2 separate regions of the Homo sapiens genome follow, and region 1 is linked to region 2. Evidence: read pairs that join two places in POLR2A ChIA-PET (ENCODE). Cell type or tissue: OCI-LY7. All regions are shown on one strand. Each heading gives the region's core, and the rest is flanking DNA. Links, peaks and the distances in the headings are about the cores only.

Evidence for each region. Peaks named below come from ENCODE experiments on the same cell type or tissue, not always from the same donor. Only the 100,000 strongest peaks of a DNase experiment are listed, where the experiment ranks them.
Region 1: POLR2A ChIA-PET joins it to region 2 with 5 read pairs; 2 of 35 experiments call an interaction of 5 or more read pairs at or near these places.

The regions. Positions count from the first base shown.
Region 1 is chr3:14,384,786-14,395,225 of GRCh38, forward strand. LOC105376959 (a long non-coding RNA gene) reads right to left here. Exons shown (of 8, transcript XR_007095825.1): 6 at 8,604-8,736; 7 at 6,330-6,477; 8 at 4,957-5,605. It also overlaps the pseudogene RNA5SP124. Among named protein-coding and RNA genes, the nearest start is that of SLC6A6, 13 kb to the right of the region's middle. RefSeq lists an enhancer at 9,526-10,265. In OCI-LY7, for the core only: CTCF peaks have their summits at 4,891 and 7,627; DNase peaks (open chromatin) are centred at 3,355, 3,616, 4,636 and 5,136; H3K4me3 peaks cover 2,357 bases; H3K27ac peaks cover 4,254 bases.
Region 2 is chr3:14,223,283-14,233,722 of GRCh38, forward strand. It overlaps LOC105376958 (a long non-coding RNA gene), which reads left to right and starts at 1,428. Exons shown (of 2, transcript XR_940606.3): 1 at 1,428-2,344; 2 at 6,423-6,867. RefSeq lists a cis regulatory region at 9,065-9,929. In OCI-LY7, for the core only: no CTCF peak of the experiment used is centred there; a DNase peak (open chromatin) is centred at 5,989; H3K4me3 peaks cover 1,027 bases; H3K27ac peaks cover 1,118 bases.

The DNA.
Region 1 (10,440 bases), core at 2,799-7,798, 160 kb after region 2:
TCCTGCCTCAGCCTCCTGAGTAGCTGAGATTACAGGTGCCTGCCAACACACCCGGCTAATTTTTGTATTTTGGTAGAGACGGGGTTTCACTACCTTGGTCAGGCTGGTCTTGAACTCCTGACCTCGTGATCCACCTGCCTAGGCCTTCCAAAGCGCTGAGATTACAGGGCGTGAGCCACCACACCCGCCCAGACATGCTTTATAAAAATAAAAAAAGGTGAAGCGCAGAGCTCCCTGGAGGCTTTGCCGGCCAAGGGGAGCCGCTCACACCCACAGCATTGTCCCTTTGTGGGATCTCACCGCTCCTCCTTACCAAAGAGCCTAAAGTGCTGGGCACTGTCCCAGCTCCACGATCTAGGTGAGGACGCAGAGGCCCATGCGGTGAGGTCGTTTGCCCAAGATCACACAGCTCAGACATGCCAGTGGGGCTGCCCTACTCTCTGTGCTGGGGTCCCTTGGTGGGGTCCCCAGTGAGACTTCACTCATCATCTGTCATTTATTCATTCCTCCTTCATCTTTGTGTTTCCTGATGGACCTCACATCTCTTAGAGAAATGCGCAGACTGTCCCATTTACTTCTGCCACCCCCAGTCCCTAGCACAGAAGGCAATCCTGGACGGAAGCTGAAGAAACACATACATAAGACAGTGTTTGAAAACATAATATGCATGTGCTTCAGCCCTTCACGTGTGCATGTGGCTTCCTCCTTGAGCCACTTCCAGCACCTCCACTCCATGGAATCCCATCTCGCTAGGGCCAGGGAGGGCTGATCTCCAGGTAGGCACATCCACATCACCTGTTAATCCTCTTGCACTGAACCTTCCTTCGACTCTGTTCACCTCCCTCCCTCCTGATTCCCACGCTCTTCTTTTGGCTTCCATGACACTCCGTCTTCTGGTTTCCTTCAGCCTCCTGCCATTCCTCTTCAGGCTTTTTTATGAGCTCCTCTTCTGAGACTGACTCCTTTGAAGTTGGAATTCTTGTCTCTCTTAATGAATGCTTTTCCTGGGTGTTCTTGTGAGTTCCCCATGGTCTAACACCCTGGTCAAGGAAGGCTTTCCTGAGGGACATCTAACCCCAAAGCACCAACAGGAGCCTCTCCCTTAACCAAGGCAAGGAGAAGGGAACCAGTCCCGGGTGAAATGTAATAGTAGTAAAAATCACCATGAGGAGAGGCTTCCTTCCTTTTCTTTGGGTCGATAACAAGTATTTTGACACAGAAGCAGGAGAATATCAGCATTTATTGGGCATCCTTTGTGCCGGGCACTGTCCAAAGTGTCATCTTATTTACTCCTCACCAGCCTAGAGAGGATTGGAGTGGAAGGTGTTTGTTAGCTTAATCTGTGTAACAAGCTATCCAGAAAGTAAGGGGTTTCAACAATAAAGATCTATTTGGCTGTCAGTTCTGCAGGTTGGCCGTCTGGGCTTGGCTCAGTTGGGTGGGTCTGCTGCTGGCCTGGAGGGGCTCCTTATGAGCAGGTAGTCAGCGGGTGGGCCTCCCCCCACATGGCCTCTGGTCCCCATGGCAAGGGAAATACAAAAATTAGCCGGGTGTGTTGGCAGGCGCCTGTAATCTCAGCTACTCTTGGTGTCAAGAGCAGAAGCTGAGAGGCCTCTAGGCACCCATGTTCCCACCACATTCTCTTACCCCAAGCAAGACACAGGGTCAGCCCAGATGCATCCTGCCTCTTGACGGGGAGGGCTGTCAAGTATTATGGCCACTTCCCAATCTGCCACGTGGTCACCCAGCTAGTAGGAACAAAACGGCCAGGTGGATTCCCAGTCCAGCACCCGCTCCACAGACCCAGACTGAGGTACCTTTGTTCGGCTCCTTTCTACGGGTAGAGCTCAGGCCTTTGAGACTGGAGAGACAGGCCTCACCAGGAGGGCTGCTCCAAGGGTCCCAGGCAGGCCGGTGACAAGCAGGGGCTTGACTGAAGAGGAGGATTAAGGGCACTAAATCTGTCCCTCGGGCTTGAAGGATGGCCAAGGCACAGGGCACCTGGCCAAATGCAGGTCTCCGAGGAAAGGGGACAAGTGCGCCAGCTTTGCCACCCTGGCCCAAGGGAACTCTGGGCCCCCAGCACACACCAGACACCCTGCTGGGTCCCAGGAGCCGATGGTAAGCCATGCAGACCTGGTCTTCACCCCAACTAGCAGCACACACAGATGCCACAGGCACCATCCCTCAAATGATGTTTCCACTTAAGGACCAAGGCTGTGAAATGAAGGGGCTTTGGGGCCTGCCTGGGTGGAACTCCATCCTTCCTACTTTCTAGCTGTCAGACCTTGGGCCAGTTACTTCTCTCTCTGAGCTCTGATTTCCTCCTTATGAAATGTGTTTGGAAATTATGCCTTCTTCCCAGGTAATGAGGATTTGAGAAGACAGCGCGTAAAGTACTTCTCTCCAGCCCAGCACATGGACACAGTCTAGAAAGTCAGCCATCATCAACTATAGCCCAGAGTCCACAGTTCCCTTTCCAAGTTCCTGAGTCCAAATGTGCCTGGCTATCAGAAGGACAACTCGGAGCATGTTCCATAAGTGTTACACGTCACCCCAGTGGGGTGTGGAGTCGCTTCCCATAATCAATCACATTGATATTTCTACAGCAAAATCTATGACTATTCACAGTAGGTGGGCTGGACATGATAGCTCAAGCCTGTAATTCCAACCCTTTGGGAGGCCAAGGCAGGAGGATCACTTGAGTGATCAAGGAGTTCAAAACCAGCCAGGGCAACATAGCGAGAGCCCCATCTCTAAAAAATAAAGAAGAAGAAAGAAAGAAAGAAAAGAAAAAGAACCACAGTATATGAGCTAAATTGTTTCTAAATAGTTTCACAAAATTTCAAGTTTTGCCACCAAATTTGGGTTTTTGTTTTGTTTTGTTTTTCAAAACTTTTTGAATATGGAAATTGTGGATAGAGGGTTCTTTGGATCATTATAATTTTTTTTTTTTTTTGAGATGGAATCTCACTCTGTCGCCCAGGGTGGAATGCAATGGTGTGATCTCAGCTCACTGCAACCTCCACCTCCTGAGTTCAAGCAATTCTTGTGCCTCAGCCTCCCAAGTAGCTGGGATTACAGGTGCCCGCCACTACGCCCGGCTAATTTTTGTATTTTTAGTAGAGACAGGGTTTCACCATGTTAGTCAGGCTGGTCTCAAACTCCTGACCTCAGGTGATCCGCCCACCTTGGCCTCTCAAAGAGCTGGGATTACAGGCATGAGCCACTGCACTTGGCCTGGATCATTATAATTCTTAGTGACTCTCAACCTTGGCTGTGTATGAGAGTGAGCTGGGGAGTTTCTTAAAGGCAGACTCTTGGACCTCACACCACACCACATGAATCCATCTCAGGGGGTGAGACATCTCTTTAAGAAGCTCCTAAGATGAGTCTGATGTGGACCCCAGGATGAACCATGGTTCTATAGATTATGAAACAGGAATGCGGTGGGGTCTTGCTCACATAGGGAGTACCAGGGAAGACTTCCCCAAGGACAGGACCAAAGGATGCACAGAAACCTGCCAAGTGAAGGGTGTCAGAATGTTCCCAGCAGAAGGAACAGTGTGAGCAAGCTCCCTGTGGTCAGAAGGGAGGCAGCTGCGAGTCAGAGGAACTGAAAGGTCCCCAGAGTGGTGGAAGCCTGGGAGCAAAAGGCGACACTGCCCAAGCTGAGTTCTCCTGCTTCCTCTGCAGCTGAGACGGGGACCGTTCCTGAGGGGGAAATCTGTGTAAACAGGCAAATAGACACTTTCTTCCCAGAGAAAATTAAGCAGCAGCCCTGGTCCTTTCTTCCTAGCCAGAGCAGGAGGGTACATTAAAATCAGAATGTGTGGGGCTGGGAGGAGACACAGATCCTCTAACCTAATTTTTTTTTTTTTTTTTCAAGACAGAGTCTTGCTCTGTCACCCAGGCTGGAGTGGAGTGGCTAGATCTTGGCTCACTGCAACCTCTACCTCCCGGGTTCAAGTGTTTCTCGTGCCTCAGCTTCCTGAGTAGCTGGGACCACAGGCACACACCACTTCACCCGGCTAAGTTTTATATTTTTAGTGGAGATGGTGTTTCACCATGTTTGCCAAGCTGGTCTCGAACTCCTGACCTCAGGTGATCCACCTGCCTCGGCCTCCCAAAGTGCTGGGATTACAGGCGTGAGCCACCACGCCTGGCCTAACCTGATGATTTTAAAGTGCTTTTATCTTTAAAATTATTTGGGTGCCTTTTAGTCAAACAATTTTGCCACTGCCCCTATAGTGGTTGGAGCAAAGTGGAGGTGATGTTGGGTGTCTGGAGATCTGGATCTCCCCAGATCTCCTAGGGACTCTATGGAACCCAGTTTGAAAATCCTAGGGAACCATGACTCAGGGAGAGACGTTGGGATTGTCCAAGTCGCCCCCAGCCACCCTGCACAGGGCCGGAGTCCCTCTCCCAAGAGATTGGCCTGAGCAGCTCTCCCCAGACTTTTAGCTGTCAGGTCTTCCTGCATAAATTTTCCTTTTGCTGCAACCCATCTGTTATGGGTCACGTTGTGTTTCCTCCAAAAGAGATGTTGAAGTCCTAACTCCTGCTACCTGTGAATGTGACCTTATTTGGAGATAGTGTCCTTGCAGATGTAATCAAGTTAAGATGACGTCATTAGGGTGGGTCCTAATGCAATAGACTAGAGTCCTTATAAGAAGAGGAAAATTTGGACACAGGGACACAGAGGAAGATGGCTATGTGATGACAGAGGCCAGGAGTGCAGTGACGCAGCTGCAAGCCAAGGAACGCCAAGAACTGAGAGAGGCCACCAGATGCCAGGAAGAGGCAAAGAAGGATTCCACCAGGAGCCTCAGAGGGAGCCACCACCTTGACTTAGGACTCCAGCCTCTGGATTGTGCGAGAACACATTTCTGTTGTTTTAAGCCACCAGGTTTGTGGCACTTCATCACAGCAGCCCTAGGAAACAAACTCACCTCCTAAATCATTATTCATTTAATTTTTTTTTTCAAACAGACTCACTTCTAAACAACTTGCACACATTTTGCCAAAAAGTAAAGCTTTCATCGCTGCTACAAATGCAAGACCACAATCCTTTCTATAAATAGAAGACGCCTTAAAAATGCACACAATGAAAACCAGCCAACCTTGCTGGCTGCAGGTGCTCGATGGCTCTGATCTGGGGCCGCTTTTGTTCATCAAGGAGATGAGCAAGTGACCAAGGGGGTGAAGATGCTGGAGCACTTCACTGAGGCTTCTTCTTCTTCTTCTTCTTCTCCTTCTCCCGCTCCTTCTCCTTCTCCTTCTTCTTCTTCTTTTTTTTTTTAGACAAGAGTTTCACTCTTTGTTGCCCAGGCTGGAGGGCAGTGGCACGATCTCGGCTCACTGTAACCTCTGCCTCTGGGTTCAAGGGATTCTCCTGTCTCAGCCTCCTGAGTAGCTAGGATTACAAGCACCCACCACCACACCCAGCGAATTTTTGTATTTTTAGTAGAGACGGCATTTCACCATGTTGGCCAGGCTGGTCTTGAACTCCTGACTTTGGGTGATCCACCCCGCTCAGCCTCTCAAAGTTCTGGGGTTACAGGCACAAGCCACTGTGCCTGGCAGCTTCTTCTTGATTGAGCAACTGAATAAATGAGAATTGAAAAGGGAAAATTTATAATAAGGAAGTTATAGTTAACAATCATTTATTGTATATTTCAAAGTAGCTAGAAGAAAAGAATTGAAATGTTCCCAACACAAAGAAAAGAGAATTTTTTTTTTTTTTTTGAGATGTAGTCTTTCTGTGTCACCCAGGCTGGAGTGCAGTGGCACAGTCTCAGCTCACTGCAACCTCCACCTCCAGGATTCAAGCTATTCTCTTGCCTCAGCTTCCGGAGTAGCTGGGACTACAGGCGCACACCACCATGCCCGGCTAATTTTTGTATTTTTAGTAGAGACCGTGTTGGCCAGGCTGGTCTCAAACTCCTGATGTCAAGTGATCTGCCCGCCTCAGCCTCCCAAAGTGCTGGGATTACAGGTGTGAGTCACCATGCCTGGTCAGAAAAGATAAATGTTTGAGGTGATGGAGATCCCAATTACCCTGATCTAATCACAGCACATCATATACAGGTATCACAATATCACATGGACCCCAAAAATATATAAAACTATTACATATCCATTTTTTAAATAACAAAAAAAAAAGAGAAAAACTCCCTTATTACCTGAATACGTCTCATTCTGGGATGCTTCTCATGATTGAGGCTTCAGGGGTGGGTGTCCCATCCCTGCCCACCTTCCCTCTATGTTTGAGGGAATTGATGCCCAGAAAGGTTCAGTCATTTGTCCACAGTCACACAGCAAGTTACCTGCCAAGTCTGGATCTGGGCCAAACTCCTATGTGCTTTCCAGGAAATCGCATGTTAGATATTTCTTGGTCCCATTCAGAAGTCCCAAGTCATGCATGGTGGCTATGAGCTGAGCACATGGACACAGCAGGGCATTAAACCCTGAAGGCTGAACAAACAGATTCAGTGTGTGTGTCGTAAGCACGAGCAGTGACAGCCGGTGGACTGCAGAATTATGACTGTGCTCCAAGGCAGCTGGACTTGGGCAAAATTTGGCTCACACAAAAGGTTATTATAACCCAAGTGAAGATTTTTTTTCCTTCTCACTTCCCTAGTCCATCAGTAAGGAAAAGCGGGGTGCCTGCAGGCAGCCGTCCTGCATCTTGTCAGTAAGGTCACACAGTAAATGACAGAGGTCATAGGGCTCATGTCCAAAACCAGACACCCCTTTCACCCTCGTCCTGGCTGTGTGGCGATCTCCTTCCTGCCCTATCTCTGCTGCTCTGTCATCTCCTCTTAGCTTTTGTTGCTCCTCTGGCCCACGGGAAGGAGCAGGGCTCATAGCTTAGGGTCTGATACACTTAGATTCAAATCCCAGCTCATCCACGAAATGGATCCCTCCTCCCAGGCTATTAGGAGAGGTCCATGAGAGAGCATCTGTGAGCACTTGGCTCAGTGCCTGGCACACAGTAGGAGCTCAGTAAATATTCATGCCTTCCCCCTGCCGGATTGTGAGTTCCTGTTTTTCTCTGTCTTATGTAGGGCCAGCCTTGGAGGCTTTCCATGTCACCATCAATAATAATACGAGGCCGGGCGAGGTGGCTCACGCCTGTAATCCCAGCACTTTGGGAGGCTGAGGCGGGTGGATCACTTGAGGTCAGGAGTTCAAAACCAGCCTGATCAACACGGTGAAACCCAGTCTCTACCACAAATACAAAATTAGCCGGGCATGGTGGTGCACACCTGTAACCCCAGCTACTTGGGAGGCTGAGGCAGGAAAATCACTTGAACCTGGGAGGCGGAGGTTGCGGTGAGCCAAGATCGCACCATTGCACTCCAGGCTGGGCAACAAGAGCAAAACTCTGTCTCAAAATAAATAAATAAATAAATAAAATAATAATAATAACACAAATTGTATGTCTTTCCATGACCAGCCCTTTCCTGCATTCGGCTCTGCATTGGTGCTGTGTGGGAGGCACTAGGACTACCCTTAGGCCCCAGACAGAGGAGCCCATGCCTATGGGTTCCCAGAGGGGCCCTCCTGTGGCTGCACACCTTCCCACAAGGTCATATACACATTCCACAGGGTCCAGGGGATGTGACCATCATAAGCCAGCGCCCTCTAGCTTCTAAATTGAACCCTGGGTACCCCAGGCCCCAGAGTCCCTGCCCGTGGGCCTCTCCCCCATTCATTCAGCTGAGGGCGGAGAGGCACACTGGTGTGTACCCAGGCTTAGGGGGGAAAGGTGGGCTGTGCTTGGGGGCTGAGCTTGAATGGAAGGTGGGTTGTCCCTCTGCATGGACCAGAGCTGCTCAAGGGGTAGGACGGAGCTTGGAATGGCAGGAGAGGAGGGGTGAGGGGCAGGCCACAGGCCAGGGCCTCAGATGGGGGCTGGCACTCCCCAGCCACCGCTTGCAGGATCCAGCTCCAAGGAGCCTGGGAATTTACATTCTAAGCTGGCCTCCAGCTCACCATGAAAATAAGCACACCAAGGCGGGAGGGCAGGGTGGTTTGTACCTAACAGCGTATTAGCCTGACATATAACTTTTCAATACTGAGACAGTATTTGCAGCATTTGTTGTCTCGGGGTAGAACTCTGCCAGTGTCAGGGGTGTCCTGGTGTCATCCCAGTGGTTTTCTCGACCACTGACCCACAGGGGACAACACATTTATCAAATAAGGAAAGTGCTGGGCCCGAGCCTTTCAATACACAAGTGTAGAATAACAGGCTTAAAGGCTACAAATAGCATCAAAGCACGAGGGATGATAATGCCTCTAGAGACCAGGTTCAAGTTCCCATGTGGCAAATGTCACCTCCACCCGAGGTGCCACTTGCACAACAAGGGTATTAACTTCTCTCCTTCCCCAGGGCCTGTCTAGGATCCCCTTTGGTAACCTGGACCTGTCTCTTCCCTTCCCATACTCCAGAATGAGCCCCTGGGCCCAGGTCAAGCACCTGAGACTCAGATGGACAACCTCCTGTGCCCCCTGCCCCTCTCTTCTTGCTCATTCTTGCTGGTTTTGTCATCCTGGCAGAAATCATCAGAATGACAGTGATAATTATGAACACTCACCTTGTGCAGGCTCTGACCTTCACATTCACCCTAGACGGGGCTCTAGTGCCATCCTCATTTTACAGATGGACAAAATGAGGCTCAATTTGGGGCTGATCCTGTGCCTAAGGTCACAGTTGGTAAGAGGCAGATCCTGGAATTGAACACACATCTCTCTGAATCCCAGATCCCACACATCTGCCCCCAAGGCTAGAAACCACAGATCAGAGGGACCTTCTGGGCATTGCGCTGTGTCATGGGACAAGTCACTTGCTGACCTCTGTTTCCCTGGGGAAGTGGCTTTGGGGAATACCTGGGGTCATCTAGAGCTGAGGGATCCTGGGAATCCAGGAGTGGAGCTGGGGCAGCCTGAGAACGGGGCCCACCCCACCCCGGCTCAGATGACCAGTCCCGAGGGCCCAATCAGGTCAGCCTTGGATCAGGCCATAAGTGGGAACAAAATAGTCAGGGAACTCTCCTCTCCCGCTTTGTTTATGGTCTGGGAGCTGAGAATATTTTGAATTGTTGTGTTTGGGGAGGGAGGGAGAAATAACCAAATATAAGAAGGCAGTCACTGGGAGGCCTGGGCAAGAATGCAGAGGAATCAGGCCTGCCTGGGGATGTCTGGGCCACCGGAATGCTTGGAGGCCCAGCACCCTCTAGCTCAAGGATCCGGCACTGATGAGACATTCACGTTGCCTGGAGAGCTTTATTTTAAACAACGAAGGAGAAAGAAGAAAAGAAGAAGAAGGAGAAGGAGAAGAAAAAGAAGCAGCAGCCGCCACCACCATCTCATGCCCATTTAAATGAGAATTTCTGAGCGTGGGACCCCAGGCATCAGATTTTTTTCAGTTTCTCCTTGGGCCACCAAGGTTGAGAACTGGTACCTCCTGTAGCAGTGGTTCTGAAACGCCAGCTGCCTCGGAAGCTCCTGGAGGGCTTGTTAGATAGGACTGTGTCCCACCACAGAGTTTCTGATTCAGGAGGTCTGGGTTGGGCTGGTGCTTTGCTTTTCTAACAAGTTCCCAGGTGAAGCTGCTAGTCTGGGGGCCAGACTTTGAGAGCCTCTCGCCTGCATTCTCAGGACTCCTTTTGTGGCTTGTGGACCCACAGCCTGGGGTGTCTCCCAGAAGCTTGTTAGAAATTCAGAATCTTGGCGCAGTAGCTCACACCTGTAATACCAGCATTTGAGGAGGCTAAGGCTGGAGGATTGCTTGAGCCCAGAAGTTTGAGATCAACCTGGGCAACATAGAGACACCTAGTCTCTAGTTAAAAAAGCAGTCTATGGCCATACTACCAGGAACGTGCCTGATCTCGTGAAGCTAAGCAGGTTTGGGCCTGGTTAGTACTTAGATGGGAGACCACCTGGGAATAACGGGTGCTGTAGGCTTTTGGCTTGGCTGGGCGCAGTGGCTCACACCTATAATCCCAGCACTTTGGGAGGCGAGGGGGGTGGATCACAAGGTCAGGAGTTCGAGACCAGCCTGGCCAACATGGTGAAACCCCATCTCTACTAAACATACAAACATTAGCTAGGTGTAGTGGCAGGCGCCTGTAATCCCAGCCACCCAGGAGGCTGAGGCAGGAGAATCATTTGAACCTGGGAGGCGGAGGTTGCAGTGAGCCGAGATCACACCATTGTACTCCAACCTGAGCGACAAGGCGAGACTGTCTCAAAAAATAAAAATAAAAAAATAAACAAAATAAAAATGTGGGATGTGATGGCTCACACCTGTAATCCCAGCACTTTGGGAGGCCAAGGCAGGTGGACTGCTTGAGCTCAGGAGTTTGAAACCAGCTTTGGCAACATGGTGAAACCCTCGTCTCTACAAAAAATACAAAAATTAGCTGGGCATGG
Region 2 (10,440 bases), core at 2,947-7,946:
TGAGTCAATTCTTCAGGGAGCCACAAGACAGGTCAAAACAAACAACCAAAGTTATTTGGAAATTAGGTCGATTCTGTCCCTTATGTACTAGGAGCCTATACAAGGAATATGGGTTGTTGGTTGTTATCTTCAAGGCCACTGCTGAGCCAGGGTAATTTAAATACCATGAAGCTCTATTATCAAGATTCTGGTGGTTTTTTGTTTTTTTCTTGATTAAATATTGTCTTGGTTGCTGTCAACTTTTAGTTAGTTTCCCAATTTCCAATAAAGTTGATTCTGACTGCTTTTGCCAGTTTATTTTCTCCTTTTGTGGAGGGATGGGCTTTTGTAGTTCCCTATTCTGCCATTTTCACTTTTGGGGTGCTGACTTTTGAGAAGCAACGTGCACTTCAAAACAGCAGGCATTATGTGGAGCTGGAGCCCCATCAGATAGACTACATGGGAAACAAGCAGTGGAAATAAAAGTGGCCCCATCACCATTGTACACAGTGACTCATCTCAAGAATACCTTTAACTTTAGGCTCCACTGGACCAGTAATGCTGGTCCCTCAGCATGTCTGGGGTTGATGGGGAGAAGATACTTATCCCAGGGATGCCTAAAGCTGTAGCTGCTCCTTGTCATTTTAGGTTTCTCATGCCAACAGAGCAGTAGGCAAAGAAAGGAGTTCTTACACTTGTAGGAATATCAGATTCTGCCTATCATGAGGAAATAGCACTGCTGCTAGATAGTGGGGTCAGAGAAGAGGATGCCCCAAAGCTCAGGGGATTCAGTGGGGCTCATTTTGGTGTTTCACAGCCCAATGACAACACTTATGGGCAATTGCAGCAATGATAGTCTGCCCAGTGCACAGTGACCAGGGCTTCAAACCTCTAGGGATGATGACCCAGTTACCTCAGCAGACCAGCAAGCTCATATGCAGGAGTGGTGGTCAAGTATGAGGGCTATGCAGAATGAGTAGTGACACACAGGGACAATGAACACCAATGATGACCTTAGAATTCATGGTAATTGATGGGGTCTGTAGCTTGTTTCACAAACCCTCTTTCTTAACTTCTTTGTAGAAATTGTGACAGGCAAAATCCTGAAAGAAGCAGTATCAGGAGGGAGTGGACTTAATATGGGAAAGCAGTATCCCCCAGGTCTCAGCATTCCTACACAAGCTGGCCTGACTTCTATATCCCAACACATGCATCTCTTTGCCGAGGGCTTCCTCTGGCTGCTGGAGCCTGCTGTAACCACAGGCATGGCAGCCTAGAAGTGCCTAGAGTACTAATGCCATATCCCCAACTGCAGCCCTCGACCAGCCCAACCTCAGATAAGATGTCATGGAGGACGTCAGGATATCATTGTGTCCTCCACTGGCTCCACGTACTCACGGGGGTAGGTTGTATGTTAACAATTCCTTTCTTGCCTCCTTGCATTCTGTCTCGGTTCACACTCCCCTACAGTACTGATTGGCATGAAATAAACTACTTGCACTCAAATCCGTGACTGAAGGTCTGCTTCTTGGGGAGCCCAGGATAAGATGCCCCACGTCTCTCCTCCTTCCTTCGAGGAAGCCTAGTGTCTTGCTTCTGACTGTTTTCCTTCTTTTTCAAGCACAGAAAAATGGGCCATTTCGACAGACATAACAGTTTGCTCACTGAATTGCTGCCCATTGTACTTGGAATGAGTAATAACAACAAAAGCCTCCCTAACACAGTCTACCAGAACCTGCAGTATCTGAGCCCAGCCTGCCTCCAGTCCTGTCCTCAATCACTGCTCATAGTTTTATTGCAGGGAGCCGAAGGCCCATGGGAAATGACCAACTCGGCATTCCACTGGAGGCTATATGATCAAACAGCAAACTGTTTATCATGAATGCAGGATGTGGGCAAACTCACGACTGCTCCTGCCGACAGAAGGTTTGCTGGAGGCAATCACTCCCTGGTACTGAGGTTATCTATGGTGACATCTAGAGCCTCTTGTTCGAGGAATGCAGTCTTGCAAGCCTACTCTGGACTGAGCAGCTGACCCCTTCTTCCACCCCTCTTCTCACTATCTCTTTTGCCTAATAAATATGGAGGGCTGTGTAAAGCTCAGGGTCCTTGTCCACTAGAGGCAAGGTGCCCCCTGACCCCTTCTTCCAAATATACTCTTTTGTCTCTTGTCTTTTATTCCCAGGTTCGCCCCCTTGGTTCAGTCCCCCTAGGTCCATGCAGGCTACAAGTGGCACTTGAACAGGCAACAGTCCGAACACAGGGACTATGAGGACATGAACGAAGAAGGTCTGCCGGAGCAGAGGAACTGAAATTGAAAGGTGAACAGGGATGCCGGGCCGGGTCTGCCAGCAGCGGATATAAGGTCAGTGCCCTAAGGAGGTACTGGGAGTAGTGCTTTAAGGAAGTGCTGGGAACCGGAAGTTTTCTGAATCAGGCTAACAAGGGGAAGAATTTGTCTGTTGAAGACAAACATTATGTGCAGCTGCTTAAAGTTCTGTTGAGACAGTCTGGAGCTCAGGTTAATTCGCAGGCACTAACTAACCTCCTGCAGAAGCCACAAAATGTTACTATGCATAACCCATGGTTTCCCCAGGCAGGCACTCTTGATGTGGAAAATTGGGACAGAGCACGAGAAGGATTAAAACGGGCTCATCAAAAAGGTCTTAAAGTTGATTCTTCTGTTTTCTTCACTTGGAGTTCAGTTCATACTGTACTTCTGACATTATCTTCTTCTTATTCTGCAGGAGAGCAGGCTGAATCTAAATCTGAAAGAATATGTTGTCCCACCCACAGCTCCAATTGAAAATAAAAAACAGGAGAGGGAGGATAAGAATTGACCTATACTCCCTCCTCCAATTGCAGAAACATCTGTACCGCCTCCTTTGGTAGCAGAAATAGAAACCCCAATACAAAGAATTTTATGCTCTGCTGCCATAGCTGGAGAGCCCTTAGGACCTCTATGCGTAATGCAAACACAGGTTGTAAATGTGCGCTGGCACCTGTGAGATGTACAAAAAACATGGGAAATTTTCTCAGAACTTGTCAAGATGTAGGAACTGAGCTTCATTGCTCTTCAATGTTAGCTGAAGCAATGGCTAATTTAGTAGTTGACAAATCTAAAAGGAGCCAAGGGTCAAACCCTAAAATGGGAAAATAATTGTGGAAAAACTGGACATTTAAAAAAGGAATGCCACCAGATCTCAGGACAGAAAGGATCTTACAATGCAGTTCCCCCCACCCTGCCCCACAGCGGAAAAAATGCCAGGACTTTGTCCTTGCTGTAACAAAGGAAATCACTGGGCTAATCAGTGCTGCTCAAAATTTCATCAGATTGGCACAGCCCTGTCGGGAAATGAGATGGGGGCCTGGACCCCAGCCCCACAAACAATGAGGGCATTCCCAGCCCAAACCTCAACCCTGTTTCAGGGATGGGTTCCCGGAGGTACATTGATTCCCTCCCCCCAGGAACACCAGGAAGTGCAGGATTAGATCTCGCAGTCAGAGAACAGGTAACGTTAGTTGGTGGAGACAAACCTATCAAAGTTCCCACTGGTATTTGGGGACTTTTACCAACAGGATACACAGGACTAATTTTAGGCAAAAGCCGGCTTAACTTGCAGGTCATTACTATAGTCCCAGGAGTTGCTGACTCTGATTATGAAAGAGAAATTCAAGTAGTTTTAATGTCACAAGATCTTTGGGTTTTTGAACCTGAAGAATATAATGCTCAATTATTGCTTGTTCCCTGCAAATTACACCCCTCTCCATGAAAGGAGAAATGAGGAAATAAAAGGTTTGGGAGCACAACTACATGGGAAATCTATCTATCCCAACCCATAGCCTCTAATAGACCCACATGTGTAGTACAAATTAAAGGAAAGAAATCTTATGGGCTTATGGATACGGGAACTGATGTGTCAGTAATATCTAAAGACAATTGCCCCCATCCTGGCCCTTGCAATTAACTTCTACATCCTTAGTGGGAGTAGGAACAGCTCAACGTGTTCAACAGAGTGCTGAGATTTTACCTCGTCTCAGTCCAGATGGACAGTCATGTACTTTTCAACTTTATGTTGCAAATATAGCCATCAATTTATGGGGTCGAGACTTACTTACAGCATGGGATGGGAGACTTACAAATGAAAACTTTGATAACTCAGAATTTAAAATGTAGAAGAACATGGGATATCAGAGTGGAAAAGGTTTGGGGAGGTTTCTACAATGAAATCCTAACCCGGTATCAGTAACTGGAAAAACAGATAGAAAAGGGCTAAGGTGTCAGGATTTCTGACAGGGGTCATTGATATTTCTCCTCCGCCCACTGCCTTACCATTAGAATGGCTCTTTCCACCTAATCAAACAGTCAAAACCTTGCAAATTTCTCTTTCTTTAATTACACAAATTGCATCTACGGGCAAGCATAGGTCAAAAATGCTTATGGGATATGATCCTGACAAAATTATTGTTCCTTTAGACTCCCAGCAACAAGCCGCAACTTGGGAAATGGTGACTGCCTGGCAAACTCTTTTGCAGATTTCGTGGGTGCTATAGATAACCACTACCCCTTAGACAAAATTTTACAATTTTATAAAATCCACTCTTTCATTCTTCTTGTGATTACTCATCACACGCCTATTCCAGGTGGACAGACTTATTTTACTGATGGCTCTTCCAAAGGTCATGCCACTATCTATGGACCTAAACACACTCAAACAATAATGACCCCTGGTGCTTTAGCTCAATGCTCAGAGCTAATTGTAGTCATTCAGGTTTTACAGCTTACAGCTTCAGATCCTGTCAACATTGTCTGTGATTCAGCTTATGTTGTAAATGTAGCCCATTGCATAAAAGCTTCTACAGTTAAAAGTACACTAGACCCAGAACTGCTTAATTTGTTTCACTTATTCTCATATGCTGCATGCTACATGCCAAACAGGTGAGACAGCTGTTCATGTACAGCTACACTGTCATCATTTGCTCATATGGGGCTACCTAAACAAAAACTGACAAGGGACCCACTTAATCTAGTCATGCTTTTCAAAATTTCTTACAGCTTTGGGCTATAACCCAAAAAACAGGAATTCCTTATAATCCTAGAGGACAAGGCATTATAGAACAGGCACATCAAATATTACAACGCATGCTGAAAAAACAAAAAAGGGGTATAGGAGGCCAACTACCACCTTAATCAAAACTACATTTAGCCTTATTTACTTTAAATTTTTTGACTGCTGGTATGGATGGTAAGACTCCAGCAGAAAGACATTGGCAAATGTTAGAGGAAAAGAGGAAAGTTTATCCAAAAGTGTTATGGAAAACGCCGGAAAAAGGAAAATGGAAAGGTCCAGTGGATTTACTGATGAGGGGAAGAAGGCATGCTTGTGTTTTTACAGGAGATGGACAAACCGTGTGGGTGCCCTCAAGGTGCGTGCGACTATGGAATGGGAGACTGGAGGAACACAGGGTGGCCAACCATGGGCCCAGTCCCTCTGATACAAGCCATGAGTCAGCTAAGCCTGAGTGCAAAGATGGAGAGAAGGCCAACCGGAGTCACGACACAGTTCTAATGTTACATTTGTAAAGAGTATCACCACTCAATTTACAGTTTGTGTTTTTAATCCTTATGTCTTTTTGGCAGCTAAGAAGGACCAGCTCTAGGTAAACAATACCCAATTGACCTATAAATCTTGCCAGTTATATCACTGCATTAATCATAGCACATTGCAAACATGTAATATCTCTACTTTGTTGATTTTAGGTCTCATCCCTGGGCTATGGATTCCCGTTAATCTGTCTGAGCCTTGGGCTGCCACACCTGCTTTGCATTTTGTAAAAACTTCTTCTAACTCAGCTAACTCATTGTGTCCATAGAGCCTTAGGCACGATAATTTTTGCTATTGTTTCCTTGATCACACCAATAACTTCTGTTGTGATATCTTCTGTAGCTTTGCATAGTTCTATTCAAACAGCTTAGTACATGGAGAACTGGACATGCACAGCCAGCCAAGCGTGGCTACTTCAGAATAAAATTAACACTGAGTTACAAACTGAAGTGGTAATGTTGAAATCCATGGTTCTATGGTTAGGGGAACAAGAACAAAGCTTGCAATTGCAGCAACAATTGTGTTGTCATTTTACTCACACTCATATTTGTGTAACCAACTTAGAATATAACCAAAGTAAGTATCCGTGGGACCTTGTGGAAGCCCATTTTCAGGGAGCTTTCACATCCAACATCACCTTTGATATTGGTGAATTACAAAACAAAATTCTTGATTTAAACAGGCAAACTCAAGAATTTGAGCCTTCTTTAGAAGACTGGACCGGATTCCAGCAAGGCCTGGAGAGCCTCAACCCTTGGAACTATCTAACACACCACAGTTACATCTTTTATGTGGTTCTTGGAATAATGTTGTTTTGTCTCTGTCTTCTGTTTATAGTCTGTAAAATCAGATGGACTGCCAATTGGAGAATGAGAGCTGCCCAGCCTGGCCTTATGTTCTTTCAATTAATTCATAAACAGAAAGGGGGATATGCAGGGAGCCGAAGGCCCGTAGGATTCGGCATTCCACTGGAGGCTATGTGATCAAACAGCAAACTGTTTATCATGAATGCAGAATGTGGGCAAACTCACAACTGCTCCTGCCGACAGAAGGTTTGCTGGAGGCAATCACTCCCTGGCACTGAGGTTATCTACTGCGACATCTAGAGCCTGTTGTTCGAGGAATGCAGTCTTGCAAGCCTACTCTGGACTGAGCAGCTGACCCCTTCTTCCACCCCCCTTCTCACTATCTCTTTTGCCTAATAAATATGGAGGGCTGTGTAAAGCTCAGGGCCCTTGTCTACTAGAAGCAAAGTGCCCCCTGACTCCTTCTTCCAAATACACTCTTTTGTCTCTTGTCTTTTATTCCCGCATTCACTCCCTTTGTTCGGTCCCCCTAGGTCTGTGTGGGTTACACAGTGGCACCCCGAATAGTGACAGAATCAGGTGTTCCACATTTTATGAACACCCTTCCCATCATTTGTCATTTGGTGAATTATTACTCATCCTTCAGATTTTAGCTTTCAAGCCATTTCCTTGGAGAGACTTCCCCCAAGCCCCCTCATATTGACCATTTCCCTCTATGATTCTCCTTCAAAGGACACTCTGCTTTTCCATTTTATGCTTATAGTAAGTTGCCTTCCTATATTTACTGGTGTGTTTATCTGATTAATATCTTTCTCCCAACTAAACTGCACAGAAATGTTGAGATGGGCCCTGAAGTTCTCCAAGGTAGATAGATGGTGGCAGTGAAGTTGTGATAAGGAGGGAGGGCAAGAGGGGACGTGGCCAGAAGCCCACAGGTCCCTGGCTGATGGAAACATGAGGTGTGAAGAGGGACAGCATTTTCAGAAACTTTGAGTGCCGTTTTCCCTCTTGACCCCACAACCCCCTCCACCTAGGTCCTCATTTCCTTGCTCCTCTTGATAATAAAAGTTTTCAAAAGAATCATTCATGCCCCTTGTCTCCTATTGCTCTCATCACAGTCACAAAATCAGGCTTTTGTACCCACTACACAACCAAAATATTTTGTCAAGGCCAGCTATGCGCCTCCAAGTGGCTGAATCCCAGGGACTACAGTCACTCCTCATTCTCTCTTGGCCCATCAGCGGCAGTAGACACAGCTGTGGGCCCCACCTTCCTGAAGCCTTCTCTTCCCCTTGCAGACCGCTCCTCTGCTTCTCCTCCCTCGCCAGCCACTCCTTCCCAGTCCCCTTTGCTGGTGTCTCCTGACTGCCTTGACCACTGAATGCTGGGGGCTCCCAGGTTCAGGCCTGGGTCTCCGCTTCTCTGACCACAATCACTCCCTTGGTGATGTTCATTCTGAGGCACACAGGTTTTAAATGCCTCCTGTAAGTCAACAGCTCCCAAATCAGTATTACTAGCTTAACCTCCTTCCTGGACGACTGACTCTATACTCAGCTGCCTGCCTGCAACCTCCCCTTAGAGATTGTAGATATGTCAAACTACACATGGCCCAAAGCAAGCTCCTGGCTCTCTTCTCACCCCACCCTGATCCTCCTGCTTTTTTCCCCATCCCAGTAAATGACAACTCTGTCTGTCCATGAGCTCAGGCCAAAACCTCTGTGTTGCCTTGACTCCTCCCCACGTCCAATTCATCACCATCGTCAGAGGTGGTCCTCCTGTGTCTGCCTTTGCCTTCTTGCCGCTCTTTCTCAACCGTGCAGCCTCAGCAACCTTTGGAAAGGAGAGTCAGGTCATGTCACTTCTTGGCTAAAAAGATTTCAGTGACTTGCATCTACTCAGAACAAATCCAAAGTCCCAACAGCAGTGCACAAGGCCCTACCTGACCTGCCCCCAACCAACTCTCCACCCTCCCTCCTCATCTCTGACCCCTCTCCTTCTTGCACCCTTTTCTCCAGCTTCCCTGGTTTCCCTGATGTTCCTTAAATGTGACAAGCTCACTCCTGCCCCAGGGTCTTTGCACCATTGGTTTTCCTGCCTGCAGTACTTTTTGCAGATGGCCCCGAGACTTGCTTCCTCATTTTTTCAGAGTTCTGCTCAATATCAGCGTCTCCATAATACCTTCCTTGACTGCCCTGTTATCAATGGCAACCCCATGTCCCCAGAGCTTCCTATGCCCTTAAGCTGCATTTTAAAATTTCACAGCATGTATCCCCATCTCATTTTCTATATTCGCTTGTTCGTTTATTGCCCATCTCACCGGCTAGAACCTGAGTTCCATGAAAGTGAGAACTGTATGCCCAGCTCACCTCTGCAGCTGGGAAGAGGCCCTGCTAAAGGAATGAATGAGACTCTGCTCAATAAATATTTATAGATTAAACCAACAAGTAAGTGGATTTATATTTACTTCCACGTGGATCTCAGGGTTATGTTCAAGATGTCATCTAGTAATGAGAGTTGTGAACTGGGATTCTGAGGAAACAGCTCATTCCTGACTCCTTACTAACCCTTTTGTATGTTTTCAAAGCAAACATGCAAAGCATGAAGACCTTCAAAAACCCTTCTCTTCCCTCTCAAACCCTGATTCAGCTTGCAAAGGACAAAAGAGCCCTTCCTTTTCTTGTAGGAGACCTGAGTCTCTTAGATGGTTTCCCTATATGACCTTGGTCAATCCAGATACTCTCGTTGGGCCTCATTTTCTCCTTCTGTAAAGCCTCCGAGATCTTCCAGCTCTGACGTTCTATGGTTCATTTCCACCTGAGATGGCTGTGGCACTTTGACTTCACTGGGGGAAGCATTTCAGATAAGCAGGCCCTGCTATCTCTGGAGCCTTTCTCTTCACCTTCATCCCTTCACGTGAAACCCAACGCCAGAGCTTCTGGGACAGCCTCCTCATTGATAAAGTGTTCCCTGACTTCTCAATGAGCTTGCACACTGTAGCTGCAGCGATAATGGGCTATATCTGGCTGGCCCGGAATCTTGCCTATGTTCCAGTCAGTGCTGTGACTATCAGTTGTCTGCTGAGCATGAATGGCCAGAGGCAGAAAAAGGACAAGGAGCCCCGCTGGTGAGAAGTGGAAGTGATTAACTTATGTCGCATGCTCCAGCGGGAGTCTCAGCCAGCGATAGGCGAATGAGTGTATGATGACAGCTGCCTTGGAGTTCACACCACACCATCAGCACTCTGCAGGAAACAGATTACTTCAGGGCTTGAGAGCTCGTTGACAGCTGGAGCTTTCTGATAAAGTTGTCAGAAAGTGAAAAGGACAGTCCCAGGAAGTTGTAAGCTTCCTGTCCTTGGAGGTGTTGTGGTAGAGGAGGAGAAGTGGTGGATGGGATGTTGTAGACGAGGTTGAAAGTGCACTGATGGGCTGGGTGCGGTGGCTCGTGCCTTTAATCCTAGCACTTTGAGAAGCCGAGGCAGGCGGATTGCCTGAGCTCAGGAGTTCGAGACCAGCCTGGGCAACATGGTAAAACCCCCGTTTCTATTAAAAATACAAAAAATTAGCTGGGTGTGGTGGTGCATGCCTGTAATCCCAGCTACATGGGAGGCTGAGGCACAAGAATGTCTTGAACCCAGGAGGCAAAGGTTGTAGTGAGCTGAGATCATGCCACTGCACTCCTGCCTTAGTGACAGATGAGACTCTGTCTCATAAAAGAAAGAAAAAGAAAGAAAGAAAGAAAGAAAGAAAGAAAGAAGAAAGAAAGAAAGAAAGAAAGAAAGAAAGAAAGAAAGAAAGAAAGAAAGAAAGAAAGAAAGAAAGAAAAGGGCAGTGATGGGCAGACCATGTCTGTCCTGTTCTTCACAATGTCATTATAACCTAACATGGTCTCCTCTTCTGTGCTCAGGGGCTCAGGGCCAAGGTGTATCTGTCTGGGCATCAGTTGGGGCCCCAGGAAATGGTGGAATGAGGGGAAGGTGGTATAAGCAAGTTGGGCTAAACTTCTAGAAGGAGAGCCAGGATCCAGGTGTCAGGAAAGGGCAAAATCCA